Regions from separate parts of the Homo sapiens genome. Here region 1 is linked to region 2. Evidence: chromatin loops called from intact Hi-C (ENCODE). Cell type or tissue: GM12878. All regions are shown on one strand. Links, peaks and the distances in the headings refer to the core of each region. The heading gives the core; the rest is flanking DNA. Region 1 overlaps ENTPD6 (ectonucleoside triphosphate diphosphohydrolase 6). Region 2 overlaps PYGB (glycogen phosphorylase B).

Region 1 (8,301 bases), core at 2,537-7,536, 61 kb after region 2:
GCATTTTACCTTTTAAGAATCCAACTTTACGGCCAGGCACGGTGGCTCACGCCTGTAATCCCAGCACTTTGGGAGGCCAAGGTGAGCAGATCACGAGGTCAGGAGTTCGAGACCATCCTGGCGAATATGGTGAAACCCCATCTCTACTAAAAATACAAAAAAACTAGCTGGGCGTGGTGGCGGGCGCCTGTAGTCCCAGCTACTCGGGAGGCTGAGGCAGGAGAATGGCATGAACCCGGGGGGCGGAGCTTGCAGTGAGCGGAGATTGCACCACTGCACTCCAGCCTGGGCGACAGAGCGAGACTCCATCTCAAAAAAAAAAAATTAAATAAAAATAAATAAAAAAGAAAAAAAAAGTAGCCAGGTGTGGTGATGGGCATCTGTAGTCCCAGCTACTCAGGAGGCTGAGGCAGGAGAATCGCTTGAACCCAGGAGGCGGAGGTTGCAGTGAGCCAAGATCGCACCACTGTACTCCAGCCTGGGCAGCAGAGCGAGACTCCGTCTCAAAAAAAATAAAAATAAAATAAAAAATAAAAATCCAACTTTACTGAAGATAATTTACACACAAAACAACTGCATCAGTGTTAAATTTTAACATAGTTAATTCTTGCCAATTCAATAAACAGCGGAATAGGATAAGTGACTCCAAACTGAAAATAGGAACACCATTTCCTTGATTCTGAAATGAATTTATTAAAGGGTTCTCAAGATTAGGGTATTTTCTTCATTTTAAAAAATGGAGTGTTTTAAATTATTAGGAGTGGTATGAACTTGTGCTTACAATAAGGAGGCATACTAAATTCAGACGCGAAGACTGGACCAGAAAAAATCAGGGACAAAACTTTTTGCAAAGTCTTTTCTCTCCAAAGAGAAAACCCTGGGACATGGCTCCAAAAGCATCGCAGGCTGATGTCTGTTGCACACTTAGCTTTGAAGAAGCTTTACTTTTTAATTATTAATTTTTAAAAAGTTCCACTTAAAAAAAAATTTTTTGAGATCAAGTTTCACTCTTGTTGCCCAGGCTGCAGTGCAATGGTGTGATCTTGGCTCACTGCAAACTCCGCCTACCAGGTTCAAGCGATTCTCCTGCCTTAGCCTCCCACATAGCTGGGATTACAGGCTTCGAAGCCACTTTTAGAGATAAGCAGATATGGCATCTAAATATTTCACTACTGTAATAAGTTAAAAAATAACGCAGATGGAGTCAAAAGTAAATAAAATACACCACTCAGCTTTGGAGACAGCAGCTAGAAATGTCCAGCACCAGCAGAACCGTGCAATGCCAGGATGGTGTCTACCCCACAGGTTCCAGGTCAGCCAAGAAGAGCATGGGACACCCAGGGGACCTGCCTGACAGGGGCTGCAAACTCTCACTGGCTACAGCTAGAGAGACATGGAGGGCGAACCTCAGGGTCACGGGCACGAGAGGGGCATCAGGGAACCAAGGGAAGAGGGTGGTTGGAGAGCAGAGGAACCGGGTGGCGAGGGGGACCCCTCAAGAGAAGCCGCCCACCCCGGCCTGAGGCCCACCCTAGAAGCATAGCCAACGAAGCCCAGGCTCCAGCTCCCTTATCCAGCTGAGACCCCTCTCGGCTGTTGCCCCTGGCCATCTTGGCCCACCTGGCAGCTCCCGGTCAAGCCCAGGAGCCTTTATTATTTATCTGACTTTCCTGATTTTCTGGCTCCCATGGGACTGAATCTGGGGATACTTCCTGCCTGAACTCCCCACAAAGCCCCAAACACAACCACTGGCCTAAATCATGGTCCTAGCCACCTGACCTGCTGGTGAATGTGGGGAGGGGACAGGCCACCAAACACCTCAAGGTCTCAGCTGCCCTTCAGCATGGTCACCACTCACTAGTGTAAGAGTGATCTGGGACTCCCGGGAAATTCAGATGCTTGGACCCCAGCCCATACCAGCGTCAGCATCTCTGGGAAACTGCATTTAGACAAGCTCCCAGGTGAGTCTGTGGCAGGGGACCCGGCCAACACTGTAGCACAGGGGAGGAGATCCCGAGAGCCCTGCCATGAGAGGCGGGTACCTCTGGGGGGCCGGGTGAACTGGAAGACGTGTACTCGGGTGCCAGTGCTTCCTGCATCAAACATGATCCCGTAGAAGACCTCGTGCCCGTCTGCAGCTGTCCCCAGGGGGCTGTGGGCCTGCTGACCCCACCGGGCCCCCGGGGCTGCCCTGGTGATGCTGAAGAAGGCCTGGGTGGCGGTGGCCCGGTGCCACTTGATGTAGGCAACATAGATGAACACGCCCACACACAGCCCCAGGGGGTATGCCACCTTCGCCACCCGCAGGCTCCCGTGGTTGGATATTTTTCTCATCCTTGTTTGCCAAGGACCGTGCTGCGGCTGCTGGTGGGAAGGGGGGAGAGGCAGGAAAAGCACGTTAGGGTGCTAGGATCCAAGGAGAGTCAGACGTCCCCAGGCCCAGGGACAAAATGTTCAACCTGAAACTGCTCCGTGTTCCCCCCAGGAATCAGAAGCTTCATTTGAGCCTCATAATTATTCCAGAAGGTGTGATCCCCATCCTACAGAAGAGGAACTGAGGTTTATAAAGGCAGGACAGCCTGCTCAAGGTCGCACACATTGCAGCTGCTGACCTGGTGCACAGACCACAGTGGCTGGCTCCTCTAAGGGAGGGTCCCACCAGCTTGGGACACATGGCGATTTATGTAAAAGAAGCCACATGTAAATGGTGTTCCCAAACTGTTCATGGGAACAGAAGCGCGTATCTGATTCAGTCTTTCAATCCTCAGTTATACTTCTATTCAGGCAATTTACTTTTCGAAAGGTTTAAACTCCGTCCCTTGGGCAACTACTGAGAGCCCCAGACAAACCTGAAAAATGTAGCTCGTTTTTCTGGAAGTTTCATAACGGATACCTTTTTTCATTCACATAGCCCATTCCTGCCAAGGAGAAAATAATGTCTGTGTACTTCCAAAGCCTACAAAAATTCTACTAGAGTAGCAAAATAAATTCACTGGGTGCCATTGTTTTTGGTTCGATATACCCAAAATGAAAGCATTTGTTCAAGTTTCATTGGCTGCTCCAGTGCGAGGCAGCATGTGGGAACCTGAGGCTTCAAAGGACAAGAAGTGTGGGCCGACTCTAGGGCCCCCAACCTTGGGGAACGTCCATCAGCCTGTCCCTCCCTCACTCTCTCAGTCGGTCCTGGTGAGTGGCCACTCCTAGGGGAGCAGGGATCAGGAGGATGCCGGGCTGGAAGTGGCACCGGCTCTGCCCGCAGCTACGTGTGACAGTGGGCAACATGCCCCTCAAGGGGGCCAGTTTCATCTGCAAGGTGGGGCTGCTCATTGGAGAGCCCCTCGTGACTGTGGGGATTCAATGTGCTCAGAACAGGCTGCAGGGAAAGCACGTGCCACATGCGGGCTTTACAGAAGGGCAGCAGGAGGTGACATCTCTGTGGAACCAAGGACAGCATGGCTGCACTGCTGAGGAGGGGGCAGTAGCAGTCAAAGGAGCAAGCCCGCAGCGACCTGCGCTACCTGAGGCTGTTTGGGCACAGCAGAACGGAAGGACAGGGCCCGCGGGGCAAAGCACGGGGAGCAGGCCATTCCTGGCCCCTCCTTCCTGAGGTCCCGCCTGTGGCCACAGCTGGATATCCTCAGGCCCAGAGAGGTAAGACAAGCACTGCCACAGTGCCCCGTGCCGAGGGGAGAGGCCTCACCAGTGGCCTGGCCACCCACACTGGAGCAGGAGACAGGAAAAACCACCCTTCCCTGAGCATCTGCCACGGGCAGGGCTGCAAAAAGCCTCTCCTGGCAGGTGCCAACGTGCAGCCCCTCCCCAGCCCTATTCTGGGCCTGGGTCCCACCACACTCGGGGGCTTCCCACAGCTCTCAGGATCATGTTGCAGCCTCTGCCTGGGCCTGTCCCTGCCGGCCCCTGTCCCTGCTGGCCCCTGTGGCTTCATCGCACTCCTCTTTCGTCCTTGCCCACAGTGCTCTGAGAACAGTGCCTTCTTCTGCCCCTAGAACTCAGCCTCTCCCTGCCTCAGGCCCCTGGCACAGACTGATACGCATTCCCAGAATACTTGTCCCACCACACTGGCACCGTGTCTTCATTCTGAAACCTCCACTGAAATGTCACTGCCACCCCCTTCCCGGATGCCCCCAACCTGCACATGCCCCATCACGCACTCTCTGAGCTCCCTTTACCCACCACCAGCAGTGATGAAACCAGTATTCATAGACCTGATTCCTGTAGGTCTGTGTCTCCCCACTAGGCCATGAGCCCCCAGGGCAGGGACTCAGCTTGTCTTGTGCTGCTGCTGCCCAGCATGGCATCCAAGCCCTTCTCTAGAATGGAAGAGGCTGCTCCTCTACCCCCGCACCTTCTATAACGTCACCAGACACACAACAGAGTCCTGTAGAAAATCCATAAACAGGGAGAGGACACAGCAAGACGGCAAAAGAGGAAGCTCAAAGGCCCTTGTTCCCCCACAGAGAAACACTAAAAACAACTAGAGACTGGTTAAAATATTGCATAGGAGCTCTGCAAAACAGGCAACGATCTACAGCAACCAAGAGAATGCCCAGCCCAGAAGCAGCCACATTCAGGATGTCAGGAACTCTGAGGTGTTTCACTCACCCCTGCCCCAGGCCTCCCCAGCATGGCACCACCTGATGAATGCGGCAGCCCGGTTCCCAATTCCTTCCCTTGAACTGGAGGGAGCAGAGCGGACCTTTCTGCAACATCCTAATCTGTCTTGGGCTGCCTGAGGAACAGATCTCTGTTTCACCTGACTCTGAGCTCAGAGCCCAGATAGGAAGTCAGGGAAATGGTTATGGGCACTGCTAGGCAAAGCTGTAGGATGACTATAGCCCCACGCATACCTGGGGCAAGAATGACAGGTGAGAAATACAGTAGAACATCTGAGGCCCAAGGAGGGACTGGGGGAGACTTTGAGAAAGTAAGATATATATATATATATATAAAGCTTTGTAAAAGTTTAATGGAGCCAACAAGGCAAATAAATTGTGTTCCGGCAGACATTAAGACCTGCTTTCTCTTACCAAAAAATAAGGGCACACATTTTTATCAAAATTCGATAATTCAGAGTTAAGGGTACTGAGATTAAGCTTCAAAGCACCAACTTAAACCAAACAGCAATGAAAAATTGGTTATTCAACTTGGAAAGAGGAACTAAAACCAAGGCATAAAGGGGAGATTAAATATGTGTTCCTTGATCTCAAAGTCCTTTTAGGAGCAGGAGTTCTGGCCACATGTGAGCAACACATCACACCACCAAACCCCAATTCCAGAATCTAAATTTACAATGATAGAAAAACAAAGGTTACTCCAAATGCATTTCTTGGTATATTCCAAAGGGAAGCTTGAAAGTATTCATAATGAAAGTAAGAGATTTTGAAACAGCCACGAATATGGGGAAATTGAAAAAAACACATACACAGGCCCAGGGAAGATGCATCCTCAGAAGAAACCAGAGGAAACTTTGGCCTTCATCCAGAGCTGATCCCCACACTTAGGCAGATCCTGCTATTTGGTGGGGGCCATTCCCAATACAGAGTTAGTCTTCAAAGACTGGGACAAGGAGCTGTTTTTCAAATGCCCAATGTTCAGCAAAAAAATCACACGGCATACAAAGAAACAGGAAAACACAGCTCATTCAGAGGAAGAAAATGAAGTGGCAGAACCCATCCCTGAAGAAATGCAGGCACTGGATGTACTTGACCAAGACTAAAAATGACTGTCTTAAATATGCTAAAAGAGCTGAAGGAAAACAGATAAAGAATGAAAAGAAATCAAGAAAATAACATATGACAACAAAATGAGAAATTATAAAAAGGAATCAAACAGAAATTGTGGAGCTGAGAAATACAAAACTGAACTGAAAACTCTGACCAGAGGGATTTGAGTCGGTAGAAGAATCAGCAAACTTCAACATAGCACATTTGAAAATATCAAGTCAGAGGAACAAAAAGAATGAGGAAAGTGAGCAGAGCCTCAGGGACTTAGGGGCCTCCCTCACGTGCACCATGCACATTATGGAAATCTAAGAAAGAGAAGAGAGAATGGGGCAGAGAAATTATGTGAAGAAAGAATAGCTAAAAACCTCCCAAATTTGACTAAAGACATGAATATAAACATCCAAGAAGCTCAGTAAACCCCACGTAAGATAAACCCAAAGAGACCAACATGAAGACACAATATAATCAAACTGTGTAAAGACAAAGGCAGAATATTGAAAGCAGCAAAAGAATGGCTCATGATGTACAAAGAATCCTCAATAACACTGTTAGCCAATGTCTTAGCAGAAACCTCAGAGGCCAGAGGCAGTGGGAAGATACCCCCAAACTGCTAAAACAAACAAACAAAAAAATCTGTCAACAGAGAATTCTACATTCAGCAAAACTGTCCTTCACAAATGAGGGAGAAATTAAGACACTTCCAGATTAATAAAAGATGTGCGTGTTCATTGCCACTAGATCTGCCCTACCAGACTACTAAAGGGAGTCCTGAAAGTTAAAACAAAAGGGCACTAGACAGCAGCTAAAAGCTGTAAGAAAATACAAACATTTCCAGCAAAGGCAAATGGAGGGACAAATATAGAAACTAGTATTAGTGTACAATTGGTCTGCAACACTACTTAATATTTTCTTCAGGATTTAAAAGATATATGCATAAAAATAATTACAGGTTTATGTTAATGGGTACATACCCAATATATATAGATGTAATCTGTGACATCAATAACAAAGTGGGGGTAGATGGAATTGTAAAGGAGAGGTTACTGTGTCTGACTGAAATTAAGTTGATATCAATTTAAAATAGATTGCTATAACTTCAGGCTGTTATGTATGTAATCCCTATGGTTGTAACCACAATGGAAATGTCTGTAGCATATACACAAAAGGAACTGAGAAGGGAATCAAAAACGGAAACTACAAATAATCAACTAAATACAAAATAAGGTAGTAATGAAGGACAAAAAAAGCTATAAAATATATATAAATAACAAAACATCAAAAACAAGTCCTTCCCTATGAGTAATTACTTTAAATATAAATGGATTAACTCCTTAATCAAGAGACACAGATTGACAGAATAGATTAAAAAACAAGACCTGACTACAGCTGACCCTCAAACAACATGGGTTTGAACTGCACAGGTCTACTTATATCCAGATTTTCTTCCACTCCTGCCACCTCTGAGACAGCAAGATCAACCTTTCCTCTTTCACCTCCTCCTTAGCTTACTCAACATGAAGACAATGAAGATGAAGACCTTTATGATAATCCACTTCCACTTAATAAATAGCAAATACATTTTCTCTTTCTTATGATTTCTTATTATAATAACATTTTCTGTTCATTAGCTTACCTTATAGTAATATAACATACAAACTATGTGTTAATCAACTATTTATGTTATCAGTAAGGCTTCTTCAACAGTAGGCTACTAGTTTGGGAGGCGGAGGCGAGAGGATATCTTGAGCCCAGGAGTTTGAGACCAGCCTGGGCAGCATAGGGAGACACTGTCTCTACAAAAAATAAAAAAATTAGCTGGACATGGTGGTGTGCGCCTGTAGTCCCAAGCTCCTTGGGGAGGCTGAGGTGGGAGGATCACTTGAGCCTTGGAGTTCAAGGCTGCAGTAAGCCATGATTACACCACTGCATTCTAGACTGAAGTTACACTTGGATTTTCAACTGCAGGTGAGGGGTTGGTATCCCTAACCCATGTTGTTCAAAGGTCAGCTGTATATTCTATCTACAAGAAGCTCACTTTTGATCTAAGAACACATATGGGCTGAAAGTAAAAGAATGGAAAAGAGTCAATTCAAAGAGTGACCAAAGGAGAGCAGGGGTTGCTGTACCAATATCAGACAAAAGAGACTTTAAGTCAAAAACTGTCACAAGAGACAAAGAAGTACATTATATCATGATAAAATAGTCAATTCACCAGGAATATAAAACAATTATAAACATATACACAGTAAACATCAAAACCCCTAAATATATGAACCAGACACTGATAAAATTGAAGAGAAATAGACAACTATCAATAATAGTAATATTATTATACTAGGAGACTGAAATGTCCCACTTTGAATAATGGACAGAAAAATTAGACAGAAGATCAATATAGAAACAGAGGACTCAAACGACACTACAGAGCAAGAGTGTAACGGAGCGCCCTGCATGCAACGCCAGACGGTGGGCTACAAAACAGGCCTTAATGCATTTTAAACAATCCAAACCATACAAAGCATCTTTTCCAGTCACAATGGGGTGACACCAGAAATCA
Region 2 (10,059 bases), core at 2,612-7,611:
CAAAAAAAAAAAAAACAAAACAAAACAAAAAAAACTTCAGGATTAAAAAAATCAAAAAAACACCCACCTGGAACACTAGTAACTAAAATAAAATGCCCAATCCAGGGAACACACAGATGCCTGTCAGGCCCTCTGCTGAGGGAGAGGGATGATGGAGCCTCGCGGACTCTTGTTCTGGGGACTCGCCTGCAGCAGGGAAGCACATCAAGCCATGGCGGGCTCAGTGCTGCCTGGGTCTGTGGGTACAGGACCCTGTGGGCAGAAGGCAAAGGCTCTACTCATATCTGGCCATGGAGAAGGATGGAGGGAGAAGGCAAGGGGCAGGCAAGGTGACTGGGAAAGCCCAAGGACCTGGAACACCCCAAAAGGAAGCAGGTCTCGGGGCCGGGGAGGGAGCAGTCCACAGTCTCCAGCTTGGAGATGAGATGTGCGGTGAATGGCCACCCCTGGGGCTGTCAGGAGATGGGGACAAAAGAGGCTGGAGCTTCCCTTGAGCGTAGGAAGCCCAGTTTTGCATTTGATGAAAAGGGACCTCACAGGAAGACAGTGGTGACCCATCACATGTCACAAAGGCCGGGAGGTGGAGAGGGCTGAAGACCCTCAAAGCCCTGTTATTTCAAGGCAATCTGCTGACTGTATCAGAGTTGAAACTGCCTGCTGCAAGCAGGGCCACGTTCAGAAATCATCTTTCCATCCTTTGGGCTGTCTGCCAATCACTGGCTCTTGTGCCCTGGAAAGTGGTCAGCATATCGGGAGCCCCTCCCAGCACCAGCTTACTCCATGCTGGCAAGATTGGTCTTCGTGATAATGATGACACGTCCCTTGTGTGAAAGAAAACATACATTTTCCCCCTTTCCCCCCACTAGTGGCAAGATTTCAATCTGAAGAACACACTGGCCCATCCACTCAAAGCCAATTTACCCTGAGGCCAATTTACCTGACCCTGGCCTCACCACGTGGCCTCCAACCAAGCCAACGGGTCCGAGAGAGCTCCTCCTGGATGGGGCAACTTACCTGCCAGCCTCCCCAGGCCTCCATTCCCAAGGCCAGCATCTTCTTCTATCTCCTCGAGTTCCTCCAAGTCTAACCCCAACTGCAAACAAAAACACAGGCAGCATTTTAATGTTACTCAATATTTTCCCTTGAATGACAGGCTGAAAGATGTGTAAGTCTTGTGAGCTTATGCTAAAAGTTAGAGTCTGGGTTCTGTTAGACTTGAAAATTCAATGTTAAAATTTGATGTTAAATCAATGCATGGAAATGAAAGTTTCCAAATATTTCAAAAACATTTATTGCCAGGTAGTTAACCTATTAACAGTGAACAAATTATAACATGTATCCTAAAAATGAAACTAATGGTTCTGTCATTCTCTAATTTCACATGGGCGATATTTACGTGACATATTTTTAAACTAAAACCTAAAAGCACTTTTCCTGTGGTGATTCCAATTGTATTCAAACAATGTTGTGAAACAGATACGTTATGCTAAAAATTAGAGAAAAAGCAATAAAATCACGATTGACACTTAAAGCCATTCCAGAAGCCAAACTCAGTACTCTCATTATGGCATATGGATAAATATTCCATTAATCTGGCTTTAGTGCACGAACTTGACAAATTGCTCACATTACCTGGACTGGTAGACTTTAAACTTTTTGGTCTCAGAAGGATCCAAAGAGCTTTTGTTGATTTGAATTACATATATTGATATTTATCAAATTACAAATTAAAATGCAGACCTTTTTAAAGTATACATATGAATTCATTTAAAAATAATAAACCCAATACATGTTTATGAACATAAACAACAAAGTTTAATTAAAAAAAAAAAGGACATTTTTGAAACCAAAAAAATATCCATTGAGAAGAGTGGTAGTGTTTTAAATAACAACAGCAAAGTTACAAATGATTTAGTATACACTAAGTCAACTGAATGATATTGACACATACAGTAATTTGATTCAGGGTAAAATTTCAAATTACTGTGACTTGAACTTAATTCGTAAAGCAATTTCAAAGGGTACATTCCACCAACAATATTTTGGATATGGGGGGGGGGCGGGTGCTAGGATTTACTCAATAATGCATTACTGGCTCAAAGTTAAGAAATAAGTTTAACTACAACATAACCGACCAGAAAACTTCTAAGTTTATGGTCTAAACTTAACCAACCATAAAACCTCTTGTTCATAAAAAATCTATTAAATTCAAAAATCCATTAAATTTTTAAAAAATCTCTACATATTTTTCTAAAGATAGGCTACGAGTCAACATAATCAAAGATGTTTAGTTCCTTCCTGTTTTTAAATTGAGTGCCTACAGCACACTCTTCCTACCTAGGAGGGCAAATGTCACCTTGATTTTGTGAGCATTCGAGAAAGACATAAAAAGGCTGGGTGCGGTGGCTCAAGCCTGTCATCCCAACACTTTAGGAGGCCAAGGTGGGAGGATCGTTTGAGCTTAGAAGTTCAAGACCAGCCTGGGCAACATAATGAGATGTCTCTACTAAAAATAAAAAATAAATTAGCTGGGTACGGTGGTGCACGCCTACAGTCCCAGCTACTCGGGAGGCTGAGGCGGAAGGATGGCTTGAGCCCGGGAGGTTGAGGCTACAGTGAGCCGTGATCGTATCATTGCACTCCAGCCTGGGTGACAGAGCAAGACCCTGTCTCAACAACAACAACAATGACACAAAAAGTAGCTGACAAAGTCCAAAACTCTGCTGCAGTGGGCTTCTGAACTGAAGACAGAAAAAGAGCACTGCAGTACACCCAATAACCTTTATCTCTTTATTGAGATATAATTCATTAACCGTAAAATTCGCCTTTTAGAAGTGTATGTTCACAGAGTTGTGCAACCATCACCACTAATTCCAAACCATCATACCAAAAAGCAGCCCCGTGCCCATCAGCAGTCATAACCTATTTCCCCCACCTCTGTCAATCACTGATCTACTCTCCATCTCTATGGATCTACCTATTTTGGATATTTCATGGCTTCTTCCAATAAGCATGTTTTCAAGCTTCATCCATGTTGTGCCATGTGTCAGCCCTTCCCGTCTTTGTACTGCTGTGTACTATTCCATTGTATGGCTAGCCCACATTTTGTTTACCTACCCTATCAATTGATAAACATTTGGATGTTTCCACTTTTGGCTGTTATGAATAATGCTGCTGTGAAATTCATATACAGCTTTTCATGTAGACATATGTTTTCATTTCTCTGAGACCTGTACCGTGGAATGGAATTGCTAGGCTACATGAGAATTCTATGCTTAACTTTTTTAGTAACTAGCAGACTATTTTCCAAAGTGACTGCAAGATTTGACAGTCACACCAACTGCTCTATATCCTCACCAACACTTGTTCTCTGTGTTTATGATTATAGCCATTCTTGTGGGAATACAGCGGCGTCTCATTGTGGTTTTGATTTGCATTTCCCTCATAGCTAATCACATTTAGCATCTTTTTGTGCTATGTGGATATCATCTTTGGAGAAACATCCAAGTCTTTTTGTCCATTTTTCAATTGGGTTGTCTTTTTGTGGTTGTCAGAGTTCTTTACATATATTCTGGATACTAGACTCTTATCAGATTTAGGATTTATAAATATTTTCTCTCATTTTGTAGGTTGTCTTTATTTAATGCACAAAAGTTTTTAATTTTGATGAAGTCCAATGTATCTATTTTTTCTTTCGTTGCTTGGGTTTTTGGTGTCATATCTAAGAAATCATTCTAATCCAAGGTCATGAAGATTGATCCCTATATATTTTTCTAAAAGTTGTATTCTTTTAGCTCTTATATTTAGGTCTTTGAGCCATTTTGAGCTAATTTTTGTATGTAATGTGAGGTAGGGGTTCGATTTCATTTATTTGCATGTAGATATCCAAATATCCCAATACCATTTGTTGAAAAGACATCGTTCTCCACTGAATTGTTTTGGTACCTATTTCCTTTAAAAAAAAAAAAATCAATTGATCTATATGACACCAAACTTACAGGCAACAAAAGGAAAAATAGACAAACTAGACTTAATAAAATTAAAAACTTTTGTGAATCAAAAGATACTATCAGCCAGGCGCAGTGGCACACGCCTGAAATCCCAGCACTTTGGGAGGCCAAGGCAGGCAGATAACTTGAGGTCAGGAGTTTGAGAACAGCCTGACCAACATGGTGAAACCTCATCTTTATATATAGAGTAATATATACTATCAACACAGTAAAAAGACAAGCCATAGAATGGGAGAAAATATCCACAAATCACATATCTGATACGCTATTAATATCTAGGACAAATAGAGAATTCTTAAAATTCAACAACAAAAATCGGCCGGGCATGGTGGCTCACGCCTGTAATCCCAGCACTTTGGAAGGCCAAGGCGGGTGGATCACAAGGTCAGGAGATCAAGACCATCCTGGCTAACATGGTGAAACCCTGTCTCTACTAAAAATACAAAAAAATTAGCCGGGCGTGGTGGCAGGTGCCTGCAGTCCCAGCTACTCGGGAGACTGAGGTAAGAGAATGGTGTGAACCCGGGAGGTGAAGCCTGCAGTGAGCCGAGATCACGCCACTGCCCTCCAGCCTGGGCGACAGAGCAAGACTCCATTTCAAAAAAAAAAAAAAAAAAAATTCAACAACAAGAAAACAAACAACCTGATTTAAAATGAGTAAATGAATTGAATAGGCTTTTCTTCAAACAAGATATACAAATGGCCCACAAGCACGTGAAAAGATGCTCAGCATCATTAGTTATCAGGAACATGCAAATAAAAACTATAACATACCATTTTACACCCATTTAGAATGACTACTGTCAAAAAACAGAGAAGAAGCATTGGTGAGGATGTAGAGAAACTGGAACTCTTGTGTCCTTTTGGTAGGAATGTAAAATGGTGCTACTGCTGTGGCAAACATTTTGGTGGTTCCAAAAAAAAAATTAAGAATGGAACTGCCATATGATCCAGCAATTCCATTTCTAGGTATCTCAGCTTTCTACATATGGCTAGCCAGTTTTCCCAGCACCATTTATTAAATAGGGACTCCTTTCCCCATTGCTTGCTTTTGTCAGGTTTGTCAAAGATCAGATGGTTGTAGATGTGTGGTATTATTTCTGAGGGCTCTACTCTGTTCCATTGGTCTATATCTCTGTTTTGGTACCAGTACCATGCTGTTTTGGTTACTGTAGCCTTGTAGTATAGTTTGAAGTCAGGTAGCATGATGCCTCCAGCTTTCTTCTTTTGGCTTAGGATTGTCTTGGCGATGCGGGCTCTTTTTTGGTTCCATATGAACTTTAAAGTAGTTTTTTCCAGTTCTGTGAAGAAAGTCATTGGTAGCTTGATGGGGATGGCGTTGAATCTATAAATTACCTTGGGCAGTAGGACCATTTTCAAGATATTGATTCTTCCTATCCATGAGCATGGAATGTTCTTCCATTTGTTTGTGTCGTCCTTTATTTCCCTGAACAGTGGTTTGTAGTTCTCCTTGAAGAGGTCCTTCACATCCCTTGTAAGTTGGATTCCTAGGTATTTTATTCTCTTTGAAGCAATTGTGAATGGGAGTTCACTCATGATTTGGCCCTCTGTTTGTCTGTTTATTGGTGTATAGGAATGCTTGTGATTTTTGCACATTGATTTTGTATCCTGAGACTTTGCTGAAGTTGCTTATCAGCTTAAGGAGATTTGGGGCTGAGATGATGGGGTTTTCTAAATATACAAATATGTCATCAGCAAACAGGGACAATTTGACTTCCTCTTTTCCTCACTGAATACCCTTTATTTCTTTCTCCTGCCTGAATGCCCTGGCCCGAACTTCCAACACTATGTTGAATAGGAGTAGTGAGAGAGGGCATCCGTCTTCTGCCAGTTTTCAAAGGGGATGCTTGCAGTTTTTGCCCATTCACTATGATATTGGCTGTGGGTATGTCATAAATAGCTCTTATTATTTTGAGATATGTTCCATCAATACCTAGTTTATTGAGAGTTTTTGGCATGAAGTGCTGTTGAATTTTGTTGAAGGCCTTTTCTGCATCAATTGAGATAATCATATGGTTTGTCTTTGATTCTGTTTATATGATGGATTACGTTTGTTGATTTGCATATGTTGAACCAGCCTTGCATCCCAGGGATGAACCCCACTTGATCATGGTGGATAAGCTTTTTGATGTGCTGCTGGATTTGGTTTGCCAGTATTTTACTATGATTTTTGCATCAATGTTCATCAGGGATATTGGTCTAAAATTCTCTTTTTTGGTTGTCTCTGCCAGGCTTTGGTATCAGGATGATGCTGGACTCATAAAATGAGTTAGGGAGGATTCTCTCTTTTTCTATTGATTGGAATAGTTTCAGAAGGAATGGTAGCAGCTCCTCCTTGTACCTCTGGTAGAATTCAGCTGTGAATCCCTCTGGTCCTGGACTTTTTTTGGTTGCTAGGCTATTAATTATTGCCTCAATTTCAAAGCCTGTTATTGGTCTATTCAGGAATTCAACTTCTTCCTGGTTTAGTCTTGGGAGGGTGTATGTGTCCAGGAATTTATCCATTTCCTCTAGATTTTCTAGTTTATTTGCATAGAGGTGTTTATAGTATTCTCTGATGGTAGTTTGTATTTCTGTGGCATCAGTGGTGACATCCCCTTTATCATATTTTATTGCATCTATTTGATTCTTCTCTCTTTTCCTCTTTATTAGTCTTGCTACCGGTCTATCAATTTTGTTGATCTTTTCAAAAAACCAGCTCCTGGAGTCTTCGATTTTTTTAAGAGTTTTTTGTGTCTCTATCTCCTTCAGTTCTGCTCTTAGTTACTATTTCTTGCCTTCTGCTAGCTTTTGAATGTTTGCTCTTGCTTCTCTAGTTCTTTTGTGATTATTCAGGAGCAGGTTGTTCAGTTTCCATGTAGTTGTGTGGTTTTGAGTGAGTGTCTTAATCCTGAGTTCTAGTTTGATTGCACTGTGGTCTGAGAGACAGTTTGTTATAATTTCTGTTCTTTTACATTTGCTGAGGAGTGCTTTACTTCCAACTATGTGGTCAATTTTGGAATAAGTGCGATGTGGTGCTGAGAAGAATGTATATTTTGTTGATTTGGGGTGGAGAGTTCTGTAGATATCTATTAGGTCCGCTTGGTGCAGAGCTGAGTTCAATTCCTGGGTATCCTTGTTAACTTTCTGTCTCGTTGATCTGTCTAATGTTGACAGTGGGGTGTTAAAGTCTCCCATTATTATTGTGTGGGAGTCTAAGTCTCTTTGTAGGTCTCTAAGGACTTGCTTTATGAATCTGGGTGCTCCTGTATTGGGTGCATATGTATTTAGAATAGTTAGCTCTTCTTGTTGAATTGATCCCTTTACCATTAAGTAATGGCCTTCTTTGTCTCTTTTGATCTTTGTTGGTTTAAAGTCTGTTTTATCAGAGACTAGGATTGCAACCCCTGCTTTTTTTTGTTTTCCATTTGCTTGGTAGATCTTCCTCCATCCCTTTATTTTGAGCCTATGTGTGTCTCCGCATGTGAGATGGGTCTCCTGAATACAGCACACTGATGGGTCTTGACTCTTTATCCAGTCAAGTCAAAATGGAGCATTTTGCCCATTTACATTTAAGGTTAATATTGTTATATGTGAATTTGATCCTGTCATTATGATGTTAGCTGGTTATTCTGCCCGGTAGCTGATACAGTTTCTTCCTAGCTTTGATGGTCTTTACAATTTGGCATGTTTTTGCAGTGGCTGGTACCGGCTGTTCCTTTCCATGTTTAGTGCTTCCTTCAGGAGCTCTTTTAGAGCAGGCCTGGTGGTGACAAAATCTCTCAGCATTTGCTGGTCTGTAAAGGATTTTATTTCTCCTTCACTTATGAAGCTTAGTTTGGCTGGATATGAAATTCTGGGTTGAAAATTCTTTTCTTTAAGAATGCTGAACATTGGCCCCCACTCTCTTCTGGCTTGCAGTTTCTGCGAAGAGATCCGCTGTTAATCTGATGGGCTTCCCTTTGCGGGTAATCCAACCTTTCTCTCTGGTTGCCCTTAACATTTTCTCCTTCATTTCAACTTTGGTGAATCTGACAATTATGAGCCTTGGAGTTGCTCTTCTCGAGGAGTATCTTTGTGGCGTTTTCTGTATTTCCTGTATTTGAGTGTTGGCCTGCCTTGCTAGGTTGGGGAAGTTCTCCTGGATAATATCCTGAAGAGTGTTTTCCAACTTGGTGCCATTCTCCCCATCACTTTCAGATACATCAATCAGCCGTAGATTGGTCTCTTCACATAGTCCCATATTTCTTGGAGGCTTTGTTCATTTCTTTTTACTCTGTTTTCTCTGAACTTCTCTTCTCACTTCATGTCATTCATTTGATCTTCAATCACTGATACCCTTTTTTCCAGTTGATCGAATTGGCTACTGAAGCTTGTGCATGCATCATGTAGTTCTCGTGCCATGGTTTTCAGCTCCGTCAGGTCATTTAAGGACTTCTCTGCACTGGTTATTCTAGTTAGCCATTCGTCTAATCTTTTTTCAAGGTTTTTAGCTTCTTTGTGATGGGTTCGATCATCCTCCTTTAGCTCGGAGAAGTTTGATCGTCTGAAGCCTTCTCCTCTCAACTCATCAAAGTCATCCTCCGTCCAGCTTTGTTCTATTGCTGGCGAGGAGCTGCGTTCCTTTGGAGGAGAAGAGGCACTCTGATTTTTAGAATTTTCAGCTTTTCTGCTCTGGTTTCTCCCCATCTTTGTGGTTTTATCTACCTTTGGTCTTTGATGATGGTGACGTACAGACGGGGTTTTGGTGTGGATGTCCTTTCTGTTTGTTAGTTTTCCTTCTAACAGTCAGGACCTTCAGCTGCAGGTCTGCTGGAGTTTGCTGGAGGTCCACTCCAGACCCTGTTTGCCTGGGTATCACCAGCAGAGGCTGCAGAACAGTGAATACTGCAGAACAGCAAACGTTGCTGCCTGATCGTTCCTCTGGAAGCTTCGTCTCAGAGGGGCACCCGGCTGTGTGAGGTGTCAGTCGGCCCCTACTGGGAGGTGCCTCCCAGTTAGGTAGGCTACTCGGGGGTCAGGGACCCACTTGTGGAAGCAGTCTGTCCATTCTCAGATCTCAAACTCTGTACTGGGAGAAACACTACTCTCTTCAAAGATGTCACACAGAGACATTTGTCTGCAGAAGTTTCTGCTGCCTTTTGTTCAGCTATGCCCTGCCCCCAGAGGTGGAGTCTACAGAGGCAGGCAGGCCTACTTGAGCTGTGGTGGGCTCCACCCAGTTCAAGCTTCCCGGCTGCTCTGTTTACCTACTCAAGCCTCAGCAATGGCGGACGCCCCTCCCCAAGCCTCACTGCCGCCTTGCAGTTCAATCTCATACTGTTGTGCTAGCAATGAGTGAGGCTCCGTGGGCGTGGGACCCTCTGAGCCTGGTGCGGGATATAATTTCCTCGTGTGCCGTTTGCTAAGACCGTTGGAAAAGTGGAATATTAGGGTGGGAGTGATCTGATTCTCCAGGTGCCATTGGTCACAGCTTCCCTTGGCTAGGAAAGGGAATTCCCTGATCCCTTGTGCTTCCCGGGTGAGGCAATGCCTCGCCCTGCTTTAGCTCATGCTCTCACGCTCGGTGGGCTACACCCACAGTCCGACAAGCCCCAGTGAGATGAACCCAGTACCTCAGTTGGAAATGCAGAAATCACCCATCTTCTGCATCACTCACGCTGAGAGCTGTAGACTGGAGCTGTTCCTATTCAGCCATCTTGGAACCTCCCATCAAGTATACAAAGTTTAAAAGGATACATGCTTGCCCGCAATTTCTAAATTTTTATAATTAACATTCATTTTCTGTGAATAAAAATTAGAAACATATTGCATGTTTATGAGGCAAACTATTCCCTAAAATTTTTACTATATGTAAGAACTGCAGAAAGTGTTTCAAAAAAGAAAATGCATTCTATAATGGTAAAATCCAAAGACAAGACTAAGATATTACATGTTCTGTACTTCTTACAGACATGCCCTAATGTTAACACTCAGTAAACAGACGTAAATGACAAGTCACCTGCCAGGGTAACCTTTAGCACCATTAGCTAATTTCGAACATGCGGAG

The links. Peaks named below come from ENCODE experiments on the same cell type or tissue, not always from the same donor. Only the 100,000 strongest peaks of a DNase experiment are listed, where the experiment ranks them.
Region 1: it touches region 2 in a loop (4-fold over the local background); 7 of 110 quality-filtered maps call a loop at or near these places.

What each region holds. Positions count from the first base shown.
Region 1 is chr20:25,201,139-25,209,439 of GRCh38, reverse strand. ENTPD6 (ectonucleoside triphosphate diphosphohydrolase 6) reads right to left here. Exons shown (of 15, transcript NM_001247.5): 2 at 2,850-2,918; 3 at 2,043-2,364. The coding sequence starts at 2,903. Among named protein-coding and RNA genes, the nearest start is that of ENTPD6, 9.6 kb to the right of the region's middle. In GM12878, for the core only: no CTCF peak of the experiment used is centred there; a DNase peak (open chromatin) is centred at 5,221; H3K27ac peaks cover 715 bases.
Region 2 is chr20:25,260,163-25,270,221 of GRCh38, reverse strand. It overlaps PYGB (glycogen phosphorylase B), which reads right to left. Exons shown (of 20, transcript NM_002862.4): 3 at 1,015-1,093. Among named protein-coding and RNA genes, the nearest start is that of PYGB, 17 kb to the right of the region's middle. In GM12878, for the core only: no CTCF peak of the experiment used is centred there; no DNase peak of the experiment used is centred there.